Regions from separate parts of the Homo sapiens genome. Here regions 2 and 3 are each linked to region 1. The links are chromatin loops, found by intact Hi-C in ENCODE. Cell type or tissue: Calu3. All regions are shown on one strand. Region 1 has its middle 420 kb from the start of OTOL1. Region 2 has its middle 270 kb from the start of LINC01192. Region 3 has its middle 190 kb from the start of LINC01192.

Region 1 (8,000 bases):
CATGGAGCCAAATCATGTCAGGTCCCACTTGTCTATTTTTGCTTTTGCTGCATTTGCTTTAGGGGACTTAGCCAAAAATTCTTTGCCAAGGCTGATATTGAGAAGAGTATTTCCTAGGTTGTCTTCCAGGGTTTTTATAGTTTGAGGTCTTACATTGAAATCTTTAATTAATTTTGAGTTAGTTTTTTATATGGTGAAATGTAGGGATCCAATCTCATTCTTCTGCATATGGCTAGCCAATTATCCTAGCACCATTTGTTGAATACGGTGTCCTTTCCCCATTGCTTATTTTTGTCAGCCTTGTTGAAGATCGGATGGTTGTAGGTGTGTGGCTTTATTTCTGGGTTCTCTATTCTGTTGCTTGGTTTGCATGTCTGTTTTTGTACCAGTACAAAGATGTTTCAGTTACTGTGGCTTTATAGCATACTTTGAAGTCAGATAGTGTGATGCCTCCAGTTTTTTTTCTTTTTGGTTAGGATTTCTTTGGCTATTCAAACTCTTTTTTTTTTAGTTCCATATGAATTTTAGCACAGTCTTTTCTAATTCTGGGAAGAATGATTTTGGTGGTTTGATAGAAATAGCACTGAATCTGTAAATTGCTTTGGGCAATATGACCATTTTTATGATATTTATTCTTCCCATTCATGAGTTAATCCACCACAATCAAGTAGGCTTTATTCCTGGAATGCAAGGCTGGTTCCACATATGTAAATCAATAAATGTGATCACCACATAAACATAATCAAAAGCAAAACCAATTTGATCATCTCAATAGATATAGAAAAAGCTTTTGATAAAATCCAATATCTTTTCATGTTAAAAAGCACTCAACACACTAGGCCATTGTAGAAACATACCTCAAAATAATAAAAGCCATCTATGACAACCCCACAGCCAACATCATACTGAATGGGCAAAAACTCAAACCATTACCCTTGAGAATTGGAACAAGACAACGATGCCTTCCCTCACCAATCCTATTCAACATCATACTGGAAGTCCTAGCCAGGGCAATCAGGCAAGAAAAATAAAAGGCATCCAAAGAGGAAAAGGAAAAGCCAAACTATCTCTCTTCCCTGATGATATGATTGTATACCTAGATGATCCTAAAGACTTGGCCAAATAGCTCCTAGAATTAGTAAGTGACTTTAGCAAAGTTTCAAGATACAAAATCAATGTGCAAAAATCAATAGAATTCTACTTGCCAACAACGTCCAGGCTGAGAGTAAAATTAAGAAAACAATCCCACTTAAAATAGCCACAAAGAAAATGAAATAACTAGGGATACAGCTAACCAAAGAAGTGAAATACAGGACTATAAAATATTTCTGAAAGAAATTAGAGACAACACAAATAAATGGAAAAATATTGAAATAGTGGACTTTTTTTCTTTTTTTTAATGGAGACAAGTCTCACTCTGTCACCCAGGCTGGAGTGCAATGGCATGATCTCAGCTCACTGCAACCTCCACCTCTTGGGTTCAAGTGATTCTTGTGCCTCAGCCTCCCAAGTAGCTGGGATTACAGGTACCCGCCATCATGCCTGGCTCATTTTTGTATTTTTGTAGAGACGGGGTTTCATCCTATTGGCCAGGCTGATCTTGAACTCCTGACCTCGGGTGATCCGCCCACCTCGGCCTCCCAAAGTGCTGGGATTACAGGTGTGAGTCACCACACTGGGCCTCGCCTTTTTAAAACTTGTTAACAGCCTGCCCTTCCAACATGCTGTACATATCATGATTGAAGGAACTATGACTAACATTTCACCACTTATCCCTAGCATTTACTTAGCAGTATATATATCTCTAGCTTATATACTGGTGCTTGTATAATATGCTTGTATAATGACCATACTGCTCAAATATATACATATTTATATATATATATATGTATATATCTTATATATATGTATATATATTCTCATATATATATATATATATATATATCCCTAGCATATATATAGTTACTTAGCAGTATATATATCCCTAGCATATATACTGGTGCTTGGCACACAGTATATATGAATAAAATGTGAATTGAAACAGAAGGAAAGAAGGGATAAAGAAAGAATAAAGTGTGGATAATGGAGGATATTGATAATGAAAGTAACAACCACTGACACTACTCTAGGTTTTGGCAAAATACAATCTTGCTGTCTCAATTCAAAACAATGCAATAATCATATTTCCAAGGTTTCTGGATCAGTATGATTTAAAAATTTGTCTCCAATTTTTTCCCATAAATGAATTCCTTCCTGACAGATATGGTATCTCAATTAATGTTCTAAGATTTTTATCCATCAACATCATAATTGAAAAACAAGAATTTTATTAATTTTACTTACACTGTCTTACCTTAAATGTGATAAAGTCTTACCTTTGAGAAGAGCTTTAGTCCATTTTCTCACCTAAAACAAGAGACCTTTTGAGAATATTTAAGAATTGTAGCTTCTGTATAAACTCCTATACTCCCAGGAACTTAGTAACCTAAAGTTAGTAACCTAAAGTTAATTACCAATCCCTTCAGCACAATAGTAATTATACTTTATAAACATGCCAGTTTGCTAATGTCTTTGGAATAAAATAATAACTGAGGTATGGAAATTATATATCAGTCTTATTCCAACTTTACATTTACTTATTAGTAAATGGAGAAAAATGCAACTCAAAGACCATTCTCTGTGTCTTTGTGATGATGAAGCATGGCATTAGTCTTCCCTAGACTATCTAGGTCAACTTGAAAACCTACCGCATCCTCCTGCAAGTCTGACTGTGCATGTGCTCCTATTAGGTACTCCCTTGGCTGTCTTGGAATCCTTCTTATAGACTACTGGAAGAGGTCCATAGCATTTTGAGTCACAGCAGTGTCTCAGAAGAGGAAAAGTAGGTCCTCACATCTGCTTTCAAGTTGCCTTCAAACACGATCACACAAAATAAACTCAACTATGAATACAACTTTTAAGTAAAGCTATGCATTTGTGCAAGGTGAACTGTCTATGCTATGGTGAACATTTAGGAAAAATATAAAAGATTACTTAAAAATGCTTGTGCTTATTTAATATAAGGAAAGTAAGGCCAAAATAAAAGTTTGCTTAAAATCTCAGAGTCTATGGTATGATGACTTTCCATTTGGATTCTTGAAGGCTAAGATTTTGGAAATAACAGTATGAAAATGTTTGGCCTACTGCTACATTTAATAATTGTTCTTGAGCATAAAGTCTTATTCATTTTATGTGAACGCTTTTATATTTCCTAGAAACATTTTAGGACATTTCTTTGTCTGCTGCATCAAGTGATATCCTCTAAAACATTTACAGTTCTGAAGGAGACAATCTATCTGCAGTAAAGAAAGATGTGATTAAGTAGAAAGCCATCTTTTTCAAATGTATTTTCTATTAGAAAAATGTACCCACTTGTTATACAATCTTTTGCTTAGATGACTAGATTGATTTCCCTATTTTCTTTCTAAGGACTTCTAGCTTATAAACTTACAGGAATCTGATTATCTTTAAAAAGCAGTTATAATGCCAGGATTGTTCAATTCAATTTAAAATTTTAAAGTTATTAATCCTTCTTTCTTAAAAATAATTATCAGCAAGAATTAATTTATATTATTAGTGCTAAATAAAACACAATGAATAACTTTTTGTACCTACAAATACAGATACTCAAATCAATGCATCTTTTCTCTCATCTCCAAATTTTTCACATCTCTATAGCATGGCTTTATTCTAAACAGAGGGAACAATTTTATTGTTTGAACTGGTAATGTCATTCCTCTTAGACCTGCCTTTGTTCATTATTTCTATTCCGGTCTTCTTTTTTAGAACTTTGCATTTAGGATTCAACAGAGCTTTCAAAAAGAGAAAAGTGTGTGTCTGAACAGTGGGCCCCTTCTTTAACCCTGGTTGATGGGGTACAGGAATATTTACTCCTAGTAAATGTGTTTCTTATTGCATTTGGCAAGACTCCACAATTCAAATGCCAGTTACTCCCCATGAGCCTTGGATTTGTCAGCTAATTTCAACTAAAAATGATTCCTGCAATGGGTTTCTTCCAATGATTATGCTTAAAAACCAGTTGTCAGAGGGTGTTAAAACAAATTTTTTCCAAAGATTTCTCAGTTGCCTGAAAGCCCGTTTGCACTTCACTGTCACTGAAAAGCCATGATACTCCACTGAGGTGCTCATCAGCAGTCTGTCTCCTGTCTTCCACGGCAGCTGATCTGTGTACTGAAGTGACAACGCTGTGCGGCAATCCCAGCCTTTCTAAGAACCCATCTTGCTTGATTTCTTTTTATTTTTCAAGATAAGGCCCTAGGGAGGGAACTATTGGCAGAACTCTTTATTACCATCATTATTATGACCATTGTCAAACTCTGAGAATTAAGCTGTGTATGTTTTCCTGAGTTTCCTCCCCCTAACCAAAAAGAAAACAAGCCAAAAACAAAAGCAAAAAAAGCAATGGCTTGGCATCCACATCAGCACTTTTAATATAGCTCAAATTAGTTTAGCTATAGCTCAAAAAAAATACTTCATTGTTTCAGGTTGTTAACCACAATGTCTTATAAAATGAAGCATGTTTACTGTCATCTTGCAAAAGTCATTTCTTCCTTTATGAATTTGGCAACGAAGAATTTGAAAGATACCAGTGTGGGTTTGTTATCATGCACCAGCCGAAGCTGTCAGGCCTCATTACCTCCAAGACAAAAATTACAGACTAATGTATTAAATGCTTGAATAGCAACACGCCATGCACCATCTTCATTCTGTGGTAATGGGATGACACCAGCAGCCTGTAAGCTGAACTACAGCCGTCTCCCCTCCCCCTTCGCATTGCGGTGCACAGAAGGAGAGAGATGATAAACATCCAAGTAAAATCGAATTGCTGGATTTATTGCCAGCAGGACCCAGAAGCGCTTCTGTTTCTGTGAATGCAGTGCATTCATTTTAACAAACCCCATTTCAAGGGGTCTGTCACAAAGCAAACACACTTCTTATCTGGCTGAATATTTAACGTAGCAGCTCCAGGTCCCAATTTATCTCCTTTAAAATGGGAACTAGAAGTCAGTTTGAGGGGCTTGTTCAGATTATTTTTAATAAATTACTTTCAATGATTACATTATGATGTCATCCTGGCTGAAGTGGATTGATTTTTAAAAATATTTCTAATACTCCAGTCACTTTTAAAAAAATTCAACTTTGTTTTTCTATGAGGTTTATACTTTCAGACGTTATAGATAAGTCTTTGAACACATTTTACATCCCCAGAATGGAATGATGAGGTCACACTTTAAAACCTACCACACCGACAGTGATGGTGAATTTTCCCTTTTCCTGATTATCAGCCTATCATGCACATCTGGCAAACAAAGAATCCCAAATTATTTTTTCTTGGTTGAATTTAAGCTGCAAACTCCAGCCTTATTGTCCTAATTTGTTAATGTTTATGGTAAAAGGAGGCAATGGAGCTTAAATGTACAGGAGATGATGAATAGGATGGTCTGTCTGTGGTGCACAGGGACTATGAACTTCACCCTGATCTGGAAAATGACTCATTTCCTGGTCTTCACCAGGCAGATGCCTTAGCATGGCTCTCAACTTGAAAATTTCTAAAACTGAAAAGCTATGGAAAACTGATGGGAAAATAGATCATTTGGGAGGGAATAAAAATAAAATAGGAAGAGCATGAGCTCTGGAGCAAGACTGACCCAGGTGTGACTCTGGCTCAATTAATTACCCACTGGGTAGCCTAACCTCAGTTTTCTTTTCTATAAAATGGGGGGAAATAATGCCTACTTCATAGGGCTTTTTGGAAGATTAAGAGATATAATGCATGCAGTTTACCTACAGCATGGCACATTGGAAAAATTCAATGAGTGTTAGCTATTATTATTATGTGATTTTGAATAATTGTTTTAATTCATCTATTAAATATTTTGCTTGCCAAAATATTGAACTTTCTAATAATAGAATAAAAATCTGGGCTATTATACCTACTTATAGCAGTTAAGTTTTTAGTTTAAGATTATCTTTCTGTCTCTGCCTCTGTCTCCCTCTGTCTCTCTTTTTCTCCCTCTCTCTGTACTGATTAATTATACTAAATGTCTGTTCAGCTGTGAACAGCTTCCAAGTAATGAGGCTTTGTATACGCAACACTGAGTTCTTATGGATATATGTTTCACCTTTTCTCAAGTACCCTTCTCCCTACTTCTATGACTGTACCATGGCTGGTTATGAATCAACCAAAATGAAAATAAATACTTTAATGTCCATTCATGTTTTAGTTCAATATTTAGAGCTTAGTTTAACCTAACAGTTTTTTTAATTGAGCATTTATGATAATCCACTATATGTTAGGTGCTAGAATAGATCATCAGAACACTGTCTTTTCCTTCCAAGAGGGTGCATTCCAAAAGGGTGAAATAAAATGATAACCAAATGATTAAAATATAAAATGAAATGGCACAAGAGCCGTGTGAAAAAAAAAGTCTTAAGGAAATTTTATGTATTATGGGGATCAGAAACAGCTTCTATGAGATGGCATTTGGCATGAGCCTTGATGTTGGTGTAGCGTCCCTTTAAGTTGAAAAAAATGGGGTCGGTTAGGGGAAGAATGGGTACAAAAGAGAGGGGAACAATTTAAGCAGAGCAACATTTGTGTATATGGAGTAGGAGATATAAATCATATTGTAGAGGATCTTGAATTCTTAGGTAAGATTTTGTCGTTAAATTACAAGCAATGGGCAAACATTGAAAATGTTTGAACAAGGAAATAATATGACTTTGAAAAATCTGCCTTAAAAAGATGAATCTAGCAGCAATGTGAAGGCAATAGGGTAATGGATAAAGAGATATTGGGACATCAGTAGAATCCTATTTCAGAAAATAATTAATAAGGGCCTGAACCATAAGTCTCTAGGTGGTACTACACAGTTATTCTGGTAAAATACCTGTTACAGAACTTTGTTCAATTAGGTACTTAACAATTGTGAAGGGGATGGATGGTTTCATATGAAATCACTAGGTAATCTCTTCTTTTTCTGCATGCCACCTCATTATCATATTCTATTTCCCACATATGAGTAGAAAAGACTAAGATGGCAACTCTCTCTTACCTGATCCTTTCAGTGCAGCATTAGAAACAGGGCATAGTATCCTCTTTTTTTGCACTGTAGAGAAAATGGTGATCAGTGTAACTGATCCCATTCCTGGAGTGCTCTTTTCTGAGAAGCTGTTAAAGGCCATGTAAGGCACCAAGCAGGCTTGGAATATGTCTCCTTTTCTTCATTCTTGAAAAATAAGTAATTTTTTCTCCAATACACTCAATGTGGTCTTTTAATAATCCTTCAATAGCCCTCTGAAGAAAAACTTTGTGCAAGAATTATCATCCTGTCCTTACAGACAGGGTAAACTGAGACAGGGAGATTGAGGGCCTTGCCTGGGGTCCTGTAGCAAGTCAATTTACAGGTAGAAATAGTCATCTTTACTGCAACTCCAACCCCTTGGTGTAATGTTACAACATTGTGCATATGCTTCTTGTGAGTTGTGTGAATGGCACTAAGTTTTAAAGTGATACCAACATTTTAGGTGCTGATAAAGATACTTCAACATTATAAATGTCACAGAAGAAAACTAAGTTCTCTAAGAGTTAGATCATTGGATTATACTCCCATCTCTCCCTCTTCCTCATATGTATAACTTATTTATAAGTTTCTAATGTAATTTATACTTAGCCTTTAAGGTTTTACTTTATCAAGTTCTCCCAAAAGCTGAAGTTTATGCAGTGTAAGATTCTGCCCAGTATGATAGCATGCTTTGCAGAATCATGTAATACATATTTCTTATCTTATGGATCTCACAATTATGTTGTAATAATAATATACACAAAAAGGCTGAAACTCTAGATAGGATATTTAGAGAATTCTGTACTTATATTTGTTAGAAATGTTTTAGTCTACAAATAACAGAAAACCAAACTGCCAGGGACTTAAATGATAAAG
Region 2 (8,000 bases), 1.1 Mb before region 1:
CACAGAACTCTGCTTTGGGAAAGAATCAGTAGGCCTGTTCTAAGAACCACGAGAAATCCAGGGTGGCTGCATCAGGGTGAGCCAAGGATGTGAGGAGCATAAGCGGGGCTGAGAGACGTTCTATAAGGCACAACCTTGGGGCAGAGGGAGACTTTTGGAGTTCTGTGTAAATGTAGAGAGATAAAAGATAAAAGTGAAGGTTTGTTGTTGTTATTAAGCAAGAAGTAATTTCATCAGTTATATTTCAGAAGCTCACTGTGGAAACAATATCGAGGAAAACAAAAATGGAAAAAGGAAGACACTGTCACAGAAGTATAAGTGAAAGATTGTGAAGCCTAGGCTAGAGTTGCAGCCATGAATATAAAGAGAAGTCAATGGATTTGCAAAATATTTTCAAGTTAAATTGTATAGAATATGTTAATAGTTTGAATTTATTAGGTAAAAGAAAGAGAGGGATCAAAGAGTAATCTCCAGATGTAGCTTGGAGGGCTTGACACATAGTAGTGCCATTTCCTTTGATGAGAAAGACAGGATAGAAGAGCAGGAGGTTGGTAAGGTGAGGACAATCAAGAATCTCCCTCTGTACATGGAGCAGACACATATATGACAATGAAATGGATGTGACAGGGTGGGCAAACTAAAATATTATAATGTATAAGACAGAAGTATGAGATAGAGATGTGGATTTAGAGACGGTGTATGTATGTAAAATCATAGAAAAGACAAGATTACCTATAAAGTATAAAGATGATAAGTGAAATAAAAGCACATAAAAAATAATAAACCAGGTACTCTCTGAATACAACAGTCAGATTATTCTATACAGTATCGGGAGAACAATAACTGCAGAATCTCAGTGACTTAACAAAAGCCAATGCTTACTTTTGGTTCACAATACATATCTTTTCTGAGTTAGCTGAAGCCCTAGTCTTGTCCTCATCTGAGGAATCTGGCTGAAGAAGAAGACATTATCTGGGCCCTTAAATCTTCTGCTCAGAAGTGCTTCACATCACTTCCCATCATATGTTACTGAACAAAGCTCACTGGACAGGCAACATTGACATCAATGTGGTAGAAGGTTTACTTGTGCTTAGGAAAGAGGCTCCAGGGAGAGGATGTAAACAATCTGAACAACAATAAAATTGACTTCATACATAAAAGCCTACTCTCTCCAAAATTACATATGGCTTGAATATCTATGCTTTATATTCACCTTATATATATTTGTTCAATGCTTATGTTTCAGTGGTTTGTTAATTTCCTTTTATTTTTATCATAATACACATGTCAAAAACATTAAGCCATACAGAAAGGCTTAGACTGAATAGTAGCCATCTCCAGAACCATTCTTCCTCACCTCCAGTCCTACATCTAAATGGCAAAAAATTTAACTTTCCACTTCTCACCAAGGTGTAATTGTAAATGTGAAATGGAAATGTAAGCAAAATTAAAATGTAAATGTTCAGACCTAATATATGTTTTTGCCTATCTGGTAAATAACATATTGTTTGTCAGAATTTGCATAATTTTTATTTATATTTGTGTCACAGCTTTGGTTATCAATTGAATCCTCTGTGTATCCCAATAGTTAGCAAGGTTTATAAATATTACATTCTAAAACAGTTGTTATATTTAGTATTTACATATCTGAAAGGAAAAAATGGAAAAATAAAAAAAGTGACTATATTATTTGTGTAATTTAACCCATTGATTTCATATGATTAGAAATTATGAGTCATAGGTTATTTTCCAAAAATAAATCAATTATTTTCTTTTGCTGAAGAAAAATATTCTCAACATCTCCAGTGACTGAACTGCATTCTTCAAGGATACAGGTAGTTTTAATTTGAACAGTTTATGGAAGAATTGATTTACTTATCTTTTAAAAAGGACTGATGACATGCAAATTCATGAAGCATTCCCTATTTATTTATTTTTATTTGTTTTTAAAAAAGGACTGATGAAAATGGACTGGATTTAAGTGAAAACGACAAACCCGTATTTCTTCTGGTTCCTAGGAGTATCACCAGAGATATAAAGTGGCAATGTATTTTATGTATTCCACTGCCTCTTTACACTTTGCATAGACAATATGTGCTTGATAAATTGTGAAATTCTGGGAGGCTTCAGTTTGAAAGATGTTGAAAGTACAAACAGGAATTAAGATAATTTCTGTAATATCTGTGTAATAGAAAAGTCTTTTGAGTTTAGAGTCAGTCTTGTGGTTACTTTTCCTTACAAAAATCTGGGCATCACGAGATCATCCCTGCTATAAAAATTATGTACATAAATCTGAGCAAAAATCAGAGCAACAAAAGCAGGACCATTCTACAGAAGTAAGGGTTTGCTTGCGATTTTACTGATAAGCAAGAAAACAAAGGGCTCCTTTTTAGAACTTTGAACTAGGAAATCAGAAAGTTAAACCTTGTCCATATTTGACTGTTTTTATAGGTTTAACTTTTCATTTCTTAGTTTCTAATACTCTACTATATATACTGGGTTACAGTCTAATTAATATTGAACAATATAGAAAATTAATATTAACTAAACTGACACAAGAAAACAATCTCCCCAGAAGAAACCCTTCCTGTTCAGTATATGCTTAAGTTCAACAAACTATAGAGCAAACTATATTTGCTTAGTATTCTATAGTGCAGGTTTTGGCATCTTCCCATAAAAGGTGTTTGAATAAATTCTCAAGGTAAATAATTTCTCTAAGTAGTTTTAAAGATTAATATATCAACAGAGAATACTCCCCAACTGCCAATTTCAATTAAGATGTGTTGAAAAGTAAGAACCAACTCAGTAAGAATCAGCCCTCATACAATTATGACTTAGAAAAGGCTGTCTTACCTCTTTCAGACATATTTCATGTTGTCAGACAAATGGATGGCTAAGAGTTCATATTCTACCTTTTTCTTTGCATTACCCATCGAGGTTAAACATTTGATGTCCATATGAACTACATTTTCAGGGGTTCCTTGTATATTTTACAGATTATAGCAAGATGTGTGCTCCCATTTCATAAAACCTGGCAAGATTCTACAAAATAAAGTTAAGTAACCCAACTTCATCCAGACTACAAGAATAAGCTTTTCATCTCCAAAGTCTTCTGGTATAAGGAAGTTAAAATTAAACCTAAGGTATTTTACTCACACACTTTGCAATTCCAGAGTATAATGAGACATTTCCTTGTTAGAATATATCTCAGTCTGCTTTTTAAAAGTTTGGCAGTTTAAATAGTAAGTATTGCCATGTTTTCTCTGTTTGATTTAAAAAAAATAAAACAAAATAAGACAAAAAAACTTGGCATCCAGTGATAACATATGTTTGTATACACAGGACTTGAATGTGTGTTTGTATGTTGTATTCCTAAGTAGGCAAAACCAAGGGGTAAGGAAGAACAGATATAGAAGAAAAAAGTAGAAGGGAAGAAATATTTACACTTAGTATGGTAGATAGACAGATAGAAAGATATATAGATAAAATTTTGCCACAAAAAGATAAAAAGGAACGGGAAATCAGGAAAGATTTGTGGTGACAAATTTTTCACTCTCTCCTGTCTCTTTCAAACTTGACCCTCTCCTCAACTCTACGCCTGGGTCCTAAATCTCAAACAACCCACAGCCTTGCTTCTGAGGGAGGTTTCAAATTTCACAGTTGTTATGGGCTGAATTGTGTCTTCCCAAAATTTGTATGTTGAAGCCCTAACCCCCAGTACCTCAGATTGAGATTATATTTGTATATAAATTCTTTAACGAGGACATAATGTTAAAATGAAGCTATTAGGTTGGACCATGAACCAATCTGACTGGTGTCTTTATATGAAGAGGACATTTAGACACATGAAGAGACGCCAGGATGCATATGCACAGAGAAAAGACCATGTGAGACACAGAGAGAAGGACTCATCTGCAATGCAAAGCTAGAGGCTTCAGAAGATACCAAGACTGTCCAACCTATCAACGTCTTGATCTTGGACATCTCACCTCAACAACTGGGAGATAGTAAATTTCTATGTTTAAGCCATCCTGTGTGTGGTATTTTGTTAGGAAAGCCTGAGCTGACTAAATACAACTGCTGACCTGGGAACAATTACCTGATCATATTTTGATATATAATCCCAAATTATTTAAAATACTGGAATAAAGGAGAGTAATGGTTCTAGTTGTCAATCATGTGCCATACCACTCCAAAACTCATTGATTTACAAAGATAAATATAAAATTCTTACTACTTTTATTTTCTTTATTTGGAATTGTTTGGTAAAAATGTAGGTCCCTGGATAACTTTCTTTCCTTTCTCCCTCAATCAAAATGGCTATACATTTAGTTAAATTTTCTTTCTAAAATGCATCCTTTATAGTAAGTTTTGATGTATTTTTACAGTGTTTAAATTTTTATATGGCATGATGTATCAGTCCGTTCTCACGCTGCTACTAAAGACATTCCTCAGACTGCGTAATTTATAAAGAAAAGAGGTTTAATTGACTCACAGTTCAACACGGCTGAGGAGGCCTCACAATCACAACAGAAAGCAAAAGAGGAGCAAAGGCATGTCTTACATGCCTGTAGGCAAGAGGGCATGTGCAGGGGAACTGCCCTTTATAAAACCAACAGATCTTGTGAGGCTTATTCACTATCACAAAAACAGCATGAACAAGATTTAATTACCTCCCACCAGGTCCCTCCCAGGACATGTGGGGATTATGGGAACTATAATTCAAGATGAGATTTGGATGAGGAAACAGCCAAACCATATCACATGCATTCTTGTTGATTAGAAGAATGTCTATATTGCCCATAAATCATAGAGAATGAGGTAAAATTATTTTGAGTACTTTATAATTTCTGAGATGCTTTTTTCATATACGTGTATATATATAAATATATGGCACAGAGTGCAACATCCATCTATTTTATTTTCCCAAACAATTTAAAATTGCACACCTGAGTTGGCCTTTTTAAACCATTTGGTAGTAAACTACTCAGAGCTCAGAAATTCAAGGAAAACTTGTTTTGTATTGAGGCTGCAGAAGCCTTTCCCTTAATTATATTACATTTGAAATATCTGCACTTCATTATTAATATCTTATTTATGCTAGTTTATTCATTATGCTATAGGGTCCAGTCTGACCATTTGTATCAGATGGTTTTATGGACATTTTTACTTTCTCTTTGAAATTCTTAATTAAAATTTTTGAAAAAGATTAATGGTTGGGTTTACTGTAGTTTATTCTTCCAAATATTAAAAATTTCAATATCTACAATAATAGCTGTTTAAATAATAGAAAATCTTAATATCTATAAAAATAGCTATTTAAGTAAAGCAATTTAAATAATAGATTGTTATTTATTCCATCATATTCAATGACTAAACAAGTCCATAAATACCCATGTTTTAAAAATTATTCAGAGTACATGTAATTATCATTAAATATTGGAGAATATTATGGGTTTAATCTGGGGAAAAATTGATATGTTTATATGTTAATGACCTAACTATTTGGTCCTTAAACAAAACCAAGATATATTGATATTTTTGTTTTTACGTAAATTTGAAATTTGAACATTTTGATAATCTTTTAAAAGTATACTTTTCCTAATATATAAAAGTCATGCTGATATGCTAGAATCATATAGTAAGAAATATTTACTCAGTAACCATTATATGTCTATAATACATTTTGTTAATGAATCCCCAACCCTATGTCCAACACCTCTATCCCTTTGCACATCCTGCTGTGGAGGCAGGGCAGCAGGTGACCATGCAGCTTAAGGTCTCATTATGAAATTGATATTGTGTCAAGCATCTAGCCATAAATTTCTGCATGTGCCATAGCAAAATATTAGTAAAGAAAAATGATAAATAAGCTATTAAGCAGAGGTAGATCTGGAAGGTATAAGTAAGTTGCATAAGCAGGGGGCTCAGACCACATCAATACCAACTCCTGTTGCATTGCCCTCCCTGCCTAAATCCATGTTTATGTACTGCTAGGGTACTCTTCTTGAACAGTTGATTGAGGGAAAAGAAAATCTTCAGCCTGATTTATATGTGGTTATGTCTGACATGCTGATACCATCTGAAAGTGGACAAATACAACACTACACACTTTCACAGGTTACCTTGAAGGACAGTGGTGAAAGAACATCCTTCTAGTAAGCAGAACTTTGAAGGGTACTTTTGGAGGCCTATTATGTATGAAGTGATAGGTGACCTTTCAATTTATACTATAATTTATAGATATGTGATAGGTGACCAGAAACACCGATTTGCATTGATTTAGGGGAAGTACTATGGTTTGTTTGGATGAAACAGGATTGGAAGATTAGTAATAAGTGAAAAAAGTATCATAATGAAATTTCCAGAAGAAGCCTACACTGTGAAGAGGTTTGTGTCCCATATGTTTGGAGACACATAGTATCCATAACAGAGAAGGATTTTAATAATGAGGTGAACAAAATGCCATGTTCTGTGGATGTCATAAGTCTTTTCTTGGTCATTCCTGTGCTTGGTCAATGGATGCATAAATATACTGGCCATGGTGGCAGACAAGAAGGCTACACATTACCTCAACAACAGACATTCAATTACCTAACTGAAAGGTAGAATTGCTTGCTGAAGACTCAGTTACAGTACCAAGTGGAAGATAACTACCTGAAAAAACTAGGATATTGTCTTGCAGTTGCTACATGTATATTGAATTAGCATTATTAAAGTTGTGCCCCCTTATTTGTGGTTTTGCTTTCTGCAATTTCAGTTATCCATGATCAAACATTGTCTTACAGTATTTTCAGAGAGACAGAGTCTACATTCACATAACATTCATGACCATATATCATTATACTTTTTCTATTTTATTAGTATTTATTATTTATCATTGTTGCTAATTTTTTACTGTGTTAATTTTAACTTTATCATAAGTATGTAGGTATAGGAAAAATGGCATATATAGGGTTTGGTACAGTCCACGGTTTCAGTCATCCACTGGGCGTCTTAGAATTCATTCCCTACTGATAAGCAGGGACTACTATGATCGGTGCTTTCTCCCCCATATCCAGGATATGTGGATCTAGAACTCAAAGAGTAGAATTCTGCTACTATCTAATAGTAGAGGAAGTGGCTCCTCTCACTAGTAGATACTTGCAGAATTTTTGCTTTTCTTCATTCCTATGCCACCGAACCAACAAGCAGAAAAAGGAGGGGCTCTAAGGGATAGAGTGATCAAATTACGAAGGGGAAATTCAGTTGCTACTAGACAATGAGGGCAAGAGGACTGTGTCTCGCACCAAGGAGAGTATTTGGAGTGTCTCTTAATACTTCCTTGCCAGATACATACTTCAGTTTATGATTTTGAAATGGTCTATGAAAAATAATATTTTTGAGCATAATATTGTACACTAATATTTTCCATTTTATTTTGACAATGCTAAGGAGAGAAAGCATGTTTTGCAAGTTTTACAAGTCACTATTATATATAAATACATATATTCATATATATTAATATGTAATACTATAGATTATAATTATATTGTATACATTTTATAGATTACATGTGCTATATAATTACATGGAATATATAAATATAATAATGTATGGTTAAAGATTTATTGGGATTTGATGTTTTTACAACTTATTTTATACTTTAAAAGAAGCCCAGAATTTCTACACTTCCTCTAAAGAAAAAAATGTGTAAACATCACCTTAATAGATGTGTAGAACTTCTGCCCAAACCTTTACTTACATAAAATAACATATTATTTTAAAACATACTACTCCCTTGGGGCTGATAAAGAGAACAAACATGTAACTCCTTTCATTGTTAAATTCAGCACAGCCAACTTAAGAGCTTTACAATCCTCAGGGCTGTAGTAATAAATGCCTTTCAAAGTTACTGTCAACTTTCTTTTATCTCCCTGTTGAAACTGTGATGGTAGATATAGCTCTGTATCCTGTAGGAATTTCATGTTTTTATCACAAGATTGTTATATTTTCTTATA
Region 3 (8,000 bases), 1.6 Mb before region 1:
AACTAATTACAAAATCAATAAGCAGAGACCCCAGAACATTCTGAATGATATGGAATATATATATATATTTAAAGGAAAAAATAGACATCTGTATGAAATGAATTAACAGTGTAAAAATAAATCAAGAGATTTAACACTGTAAGTGGAGGCATTACTTTATGTTCAAAGTTTAGTTAGTTTGAAATAGGTATTTAAGAACCAAGTTCAGGAAACTAGTTTAGAAATTATTCAAGTGTGAATAAGAAAGCCTAGATTAATGTTTTGGGTACACATTGACAATGTGTGAAACCCTGAGAGCTTTAACCCTCCGTAGCTCATATTTCCTTTTACAAAAGGGAAATATTAATAAACCATAAAACTGTTGTGAGAATGTACTGTAACAAAAACCGAAACACAAAGTAGCATCCAATAGCATCAAAACTAATCTTAGCTATAAATATTATTACTAATACTGTCATCATCATTGAACTCTTCATGGAAGTTAATTCTGATACTTATGGAGATACTACCATTTACCTAGAGAAGGTAAATTATTTTGCACAGTGTTTGTCTTTGGCACGTAAGATGACATTTCTTGAAAGAATATGTTATCTGAAACTAATTTACACTTAGTACAAAACAGCTGCATCAAGGTATCATAAATTACAGCCAAATGTAATAAAAACAGCTACACAGACACAAAATATTTATATTATCTGCCTATATTAGTCCTAAATCAATTATTTAAAATGGGTGATTGGGGTGATTATGAATAAAATCTCTTCATATTTCTTTGTAACACAGACATGAATAGACCTGAGTCAAGGCATTTGTATAAGAATAAAATGTGAGTATAAATATAAAATTAGAACATTCATTACTAATTATTATTATTATTATTTTTTTGAGACGGAGTCTCATACTGTTGCCTAGGCTGGAGTGCAGTGGCTCGATCTCAGCCCACTGCAACCACCACCTCAGCATTCTCCTGCCTCAGCCTCCCGGGTAGCTGGGATTACAGGCGCCCAAGTAGCTGGGATTACAGGCACCCATCACCATGCCCAGCTGATTTTTTGTATTTTTAGTAGAGACAGAGTTTCACTATGTTGGCCAGGCTGGTCTCAAATGCCTGACCTCATGATCCACCCGCCTCAGCCTCCCAAAGTGCTGGGATCACAGGCGTGAGCCACTGTGCTTGGCCAAAATTGCTTTTTACTGTCAGTGTTTCTGTGGTTATCAGTGAATGATCTACAGAAGCACATATAAAAATATTTACCATCAGAAATTGGCACAAAGAAATTTTTCTAGGTATTATCAAGTGCTTTAAAAGGAATGCAAATAATTCTCTTCACTTTCTAATCAAAAAAATTGTATAAGATTCAGCCTTTATTATCCCCAGATTAATGATAAATCTGACACATCTCTTGTTTCTATAAATGTAAGGTCATTAATTTTAATGACTTTATTATTATTTTAAACTTTCTGGGGGATTTTTTTGTTTATTTGTTTCCTCTCAACTGTGTTCTCTTTCATTATTCTTTTCTAAATATTTTCACATTATGAAACTCAAGTTTCTTTTTGGTTGAATTTATTACTGAATTTTAGCATTTAGATACCTTGGTATTAGAACTGCCACAATCAGGACACAGAACAATTCATTCATCATTAATAACTCTATTATGCTATCCCTTCAACCCTGTCCTCTTGCAACCACTTTTCTGATCTCTGTCATTATAATTTTGGCTTTTTGAGAATGTTGAATAATAGGAAAATAAGATATGTAACTTTTGTGACTGACATCTTTTACTCAGCAAAATTCCTTTGAGATACATCCAAAACACTAGGTGTACTAAAACTATTTCTTTTTTAGTGCAGAATAGCATTCTTCTGTATACAAGAGTTTATTTATTCATTTACCTATTGGAGGCAGTTAGGGATATTTACCATGTGAGGAAATTATGAAGAGAACCAGAGTACAGTTAGAGGTGAGCGATTTCTGTTGCCACTAACTTTATACCACTTGTTGATCTAATTGCATGGTTCATAGTAGTATCTGACAGAAAAGGAAGTTATGCATTTACCATTGCTGTTCAAATAATCTGAAAATGTTCATAGACTGATGTAGGCCTGAACAATCTGTCATCTAGAAAAAACCACACAGACATTGAGATAAGGTATGCAATAAGAGGCCAGTCTTTATTGTTAAAAAGGAAGTGTAGTTTCAGCCAAAGTGCAGATTTTACACAAGGTGTTCTGTGCCAGACTAATTGTGTCATTATAGGTTGAAAGGCCCACAGAAATATAACCTGGAAGAATTCCACTCTAAAGATCAAGGATCCACATGTGAGTTTAGTACTGGGGAAAGTGGTATTCTTCAGAATTTCAGGAATCGCTAGAAACTAAGAACACCTGCACCAGTACCCTTGAAGCAAATGGGCAGAGTGATGGGCATGCCAGTGACTAAACAGAACAGATTAATAACCCTTGAGTTTTTGGAAATATTAAGTAAAAGGAATTCTGGAAAGAATGATTCTGAGAAGAAGAGTTTTAAGTAAATAAGTGTGTGTGTTGGGGGTTGACTCAAAGTAAGTGCTATCCAAACATTAAGAGGGAGTTTATTTTACAATCCTCACATTGCTGAGAGGATTCAAAGGGAAACAGGTATGTGTTACACCGCTACAATGAACTCATTTTTGACAAAGGTGCCAAGAACACACACTGGTGAAAAGACAGTCTCTTCAATAAATGGTGCTGAGAATACTGTATATCCACAGGCAAAAGACTGAAAGTACATATAGAAAAATCAAATCAGCATGGATTAAAGACTTAAATCTAAGACCTCAAACTATGGAACTACTACAACACACACACACACACACACACACACACAAAATGGAGAAACTCTCCAGGAAAAATTTTAGTCTTGGCAAAAATTTCCTGAGTAATACCACACAAGCACAGGCAATCAAAGTAAAAATTGACAAATGGGATCACATCAAGTTAAAAAGCTTCTGCACAGCAAAAGAAACAATAAAGGGAAGAGACAACCCACAGAATGGGAGGAAATATTTGCAAACTACCCATTTGATGAGGGATTAATAACCAGAGTATATGAGGAGCTCAAGAAGCTGTATAGGAAAGAAATATCATAATCCAATTTAAAAATGGTAAAATATTTGAATAGCCATTTCTCAAAACAAGATGTGCAAATGAGAAACAGGCATACGAAAATGTGCTCAACATCATTCATCATCAGAGTAGTGTATATCAAACTACAATGTGATACCATCTCACCCAGTTAAAATGGACTCTATACAAAAGACAGGCAATGACAAATGCTGGTGAGAATGTGGAGAAAAAGGAAAGCTTGTACAGTGCTGATGGGAGTGTAAATTAGTACAACAACTATGGAGAACAGTTTGGAAGTTAGTTAAAAAACTAAAAATAAAGCAATGATATGATCCAGGAATTTCACTCCTGGGTATATACTCAAAAGAAAGGAAATCAATATTTTGAAGAGATATTAGCACTCCCAAGTTTGTTGCAGCACTGTTCACAATTGCAAAAATTTGGAAGCAACCTAAGTGTTCACTAACAGATGAATAAAGAAAGAAAGTGTGGTAGATATACACAATACAGTACTGTTCAACCATAAAAAATGAGATTCTGTCGTTTGCAACAACATGGGTGGAACTGGAAGTCATTATGTTAAGTGAAATAAGCCAGACACAGAAAGACAAATATTGCATGTTCTCACTTATTTGGGGAATCTAAAAATCAAAATAATTTAACTCATACAAACAGAGAGTAAAATGATGGTTACCAGATGCTGGTAAGGTTAACTGGAGCAAGGTGGGTTTTGGAAGGTTAACAGGTACAAAAAAAAATAGTTAGAAAGAATGAATGAGACTTAGTATTTGATAGCACAACAAGGTGACTATAATCAAAATGTGTTAATTGTACCTTTTAAAATAATTAAAAGAGTACAGTTGGATTGTTTGTAGCACAAAGGATAAATACTTGAGGGAATGTATATGCCATTTCCCATAATGTGATTATTATGCATTGCGTGCCTGTATAAAAACATATCAGGTACTTTATAAATATATACACCTACAATATACCCATAAAATTAAAAATTAAATCGTAAAACAAATACGTATGTGTTAATATTTATATGCCTTTATGATAGAGACAGGAGGCAGCCAAATGCCCAGGCAGATAGGTGCGGGTACTTGGTGAAACCCCAACTCCAAACCAAAAAACTTTAAAGCCTGAAAACCAAGCTACAAGTTAAATCCTTGGACTGGACTGAGAACTTGTCTTCCTGTTTAGCATTGCTTTTTTCTGATTGACCCCCACCCTTCACCTATTTTAAATATACTTGCCCTTTTCTTATTGGTTTTCTATACTGTCATGCCAATCTTTGAGTAGTGTCTTTGCTTTAACCTTTTCTGCATACTCACAAACCAATCTCCATGCACTCACCATCCTGTGCTTATAAAGATCCCAGACTCAGTTAGTAGAGAAGGAGATGGCCTGACTTCAGGGAAGAGACAACCTGACTTTAGGAAAGACGACCTTCCCTTCCTGTCCCCTCTCCAGCTCCCCTCTCTGCTGAGAGCCATTTCATCACTCAATAAAAGTCTCCACCTTCACCATCCTTTAATCATCCATGTGACCTCATTCTTCTTGGACACAGGGCAAGAGCTCAGAACCCACCAAGTGCTGATACCCAGAAAGGCTGTCACACCAGTCCTTTGCCCTCACCAGCAGAGGGCAGCCAACCCACATGATGAGGCAAGGAGCCAACTCAGCAGCTAATAATACACTGCCATCTGTGGATGCTTGAACTAAAGGAGCACTGTAACACCTGCTCTGGGGCTTCAGGGTTGTGGGCATCCTCACCTGGGCACTGCTATGTTCTCCTCAAGACCACATGGCTGATCAGGCCACAGGCCCCACATGGAGTGTGCTCCTGTGTCAGTGCCTGGAGCAGCTGGCCAGATTCTGCACTTGCTCACTCATGTGCTCCCTCCCACAAAGGGTTGAGCACAGTGGGCTGAATAGTTGGGGCGCTCCTTTCATGATTCCGGCAAAGGGCCCTAGAGAAATCCTGCATCACTTAGGTCCTAGCACTATGACTTATTACCATACATTACACTTTGATTCATCATCAGATAAATAATCTTGTAAAAAAAGAAACCCTCTTGCAATGACAACCAAATAGGTCTAATTCAGATATAACCCAAAAATATACATTAGGCCGGACATGGTGGCTCATGTTTGTAATCTTAGGATTTTAGGAGGCTTAGGTGAGAGGATCTTTTGGGTCCTGGATTTCGAGTTTATAGTGAGGTGTGATTGTGTCAATACACACTAGCCTGGGTCACAGAGTGAGACCCTGTCTCTAAAAATATATAGAGATAGATATTCAGACATATATATTATTGAGCATGAGAGTTCTCCCTGCTGATTTTCCACCATTACATATGGTTATTGTCATCTATTAATGCTTTCAGTTTTCTATTGTTATTTAAGGATAAACTTGAACCATATTAGGAATAAAAGAAAAAAATTCTTATCTTTTGTATTTGAACTTTATAATTTTCTAAGGCAACTCAAATATTTTTGACAAAAAATAAACATAGTGACCACTTTCAGCAGGCACTGCTATGTTTTTTCAATTAATATCACAAATATATACCTAAATTTGTCAACAGATTCTGTGAAGTAGTTTATTCATTCCATATACATTTTTTTTTCCGTGAGGAATTATGATGTTGTGAAAGGAAAGTAAAATATGACAATTTTTGAAAAGAATTATGTTCACAAAATATAAACATTTTATCTATATCTATATTTCTCCATGACCAAAGTATATTTTCTGATTTCTTAGTGAAGATAAACATTTTATTTCTCCCATATAATCAATAAATTATTAGTAACAAAATGAAGTTACCATCTTAAGCTATCTGTTAGTACAAAAAAGAAAAATGTAAATTAGGAATATTTGGTGATTTTGAGATTAAGGTTTAGGGTTGTTGTGTCAGAATATTGTAGGCCACTTACATTGTTTTGTCTGGTCAAACTTCCTCATGAATACTGGCATGAAAACTGTCCTTTTGGTAAAATTTTTCTCCTGTCACTGACAGCATATATATCAAATAGGTGTTACCATATTCTTAAAAATCTCATCTATTTTAATAAAATCTAGACACTAACTAAAAGCATTCCTGGATTATTTAAATCAATATATTAAAAAACTTCCTTTAAGGAATAGGTATATGTGAAGTTCAGACCATTTAGTTTGTCATTATCACACATATTTATAAAAACTTCACCTGTAATGGAAACAAATAAAACAACCATTGATATAGTTTGGCTCTGGGTTCCCACCCAAATCTCATGTCAAATTGTAATCCCCAGTGTTGGGGGAGGGCCACGGTAGGAGGCAAATGGATCAAGGAGGTGGATTTCTCCCTTGCTGCTCTTGTGATAGTGACTGAGTTCTCATGAGATTTGGTTGTTTAAAAGTGTGTAGCACTTCCCCCTTCTTCCTCTTTCTCCTGCTCTTCCATATGAAGATGTGCCTACTTTCCTTTTGCCGTCTTCCATGATTATAAGTTTCCTGAGGCCTACCCTGCCATCCCAGCCATGCCACTAGTATAGCGTGCAGAAATGTGAGTTAATTAAACAGCTTTTCTCCATAAATTATCTGGTCTTAGGAATGTCTTTATAGCAATATGAAAATGGACTAATACAACCGTGTTGAAAAAAAGCAGAGATTTAAACAAGAAGAGAGAGCTCTGATGGTTTTCAATTTCATGGTATCCATTTTCATTGAAGAGTAGCTCTCTCCATGTTCTTCACTAAGATTTATCCTTTTATCTTTCTTATGAGAGATTCTAGCATCCTTTCCAAACTGATACCACATATATATTAGATAACATTTCAGTTCAATACCTTGCATTCAAAATAATTAAGACTGTTATAAAATTATAAGTTCATGTCTTAAGAATCCATTTTATCAGACCTGGCATGGTGGTTCACACCTGTAATGCCAGCACTCTGGGAGGCTGAGGCGGGCAGATCACGAGGTCAGGAGTTCGAGACCATCCTGGCTAACACGGTGAAACCCTGTCTCTACTAAAAATACAAAAAATAGCCCGGTGTGGTGGCGGGCACCTGTAGTCCCAGCTACTCGGGAGGCTGAGGCAGGAGAATGACGTGAACCTGGGAGGCGGAGCTTACAGTGAGCCGAGATCACGCCACTGCACTCCAGCCTGGGCGACAGAGCAAGACTCCATCTCAAAAAAATAAAAAAATAAATAATCTGTTTTATCAGTGTTATATGTATGGCATTATGTACTTTTAATATTCATTCTGTGAAAAATAAGATATTTCCCAGAGTTATGCTCATTTAAATACACCAACTCACTCGGAGATGAGTGAATTAAGATAACAAAATCCTTTTTGCATTTGTAAATGCTAACATTTCCTAACATGAGAGGCTGGATTAATAGTCTTTTGGCCTTTGTATTATAGAAATAGATTCTATAATCTACGTTTTATTTGAAGAACAGTAATTTGAAGTTTAATATTTTTACTTTAAATGATACACCCTCCAATGCATTTGTTATTAATATTTGAATACTGTTTGAAGTTGGTGGCAAGCAATTGTTTTCTGTAAGAATAACACTAGATTTATTGTATTATATGAAAAGATTATTTTATAGTAGTCACCGAAGTTAGAATTAGCCTATAATATCCTTGCATCATCAGTTGGTGCATTAAGATTCTTTAGCAAATATTCCACCTTTCATTACAGGAAAATAAAAACATATGTTACACTTCAGCAGTTTTACAAATGCTGAAGTGCTTAAGAGCTAATGGTAGATTTGCACTAGCTCGTGTGACCCACTAAAAAGCGTTTTCAGGCTAATGATCTGAAGAGTAAACATATGTCAACATAAAATCATTGGTTTCTTACTTGAGTTAAAAGATTCTTTCTTAGACAA

The links. Peaks named below come from ENCODE experiments on the same cell type or tissue, not always from the same donor. Only the 100,000 strongest peaks of a DNase experiment are listed, where the experiment ranks them.
Region 2: a loop joins it to region 1, with 2.0 times the contacts of the local background. A loop is called at or near these places in 4 of 110 quality-filtered maps.
Region 3: a loop joins it to region 1, with 6 times the contacts of the local background. A loop is called at or near these places in 2 of 110 quality-filtered maps.

Annotation. Positions count from the first base shown.
Region 1 is chr3:161,911,707-161,919,706 of GRCh38, reverse strand. No RefSeq gene overlaps it. Among named protein-coding and RNA genes, the nearest start is that of OTOL1, 420 kb to the right of the region's middle. In Calu3, no CTCF peak of the experiment used is centred here; a DNase peak (open chromatin) is centred at 4,796.
Region 2 is chr3:163,030,428-163,038,427 of GRCh38, reverse strand. No RefSeq gene overlaps it. Among named protein-coding and RNA genes, the nearest start is that of LINC01192, 270 kb to the left of the region's middle. In Calu3, no CTCF peak of the experiment used is centred here; no DNase peak of the experiment used is centred here.
Region 3 is chr3:163,487,177-163,495,176 of GRCh38, reverse strand. No RefSeq gene overlaps it. Among named protein-coding and RNA genes, the nearest start is that of LINC01192, 190 kb to the right of the region's middle. In Calu3, a CTCF peak has its summit at 4,769 (motif pointing right); a DNase peak (open chromatin) is centred at 4,766.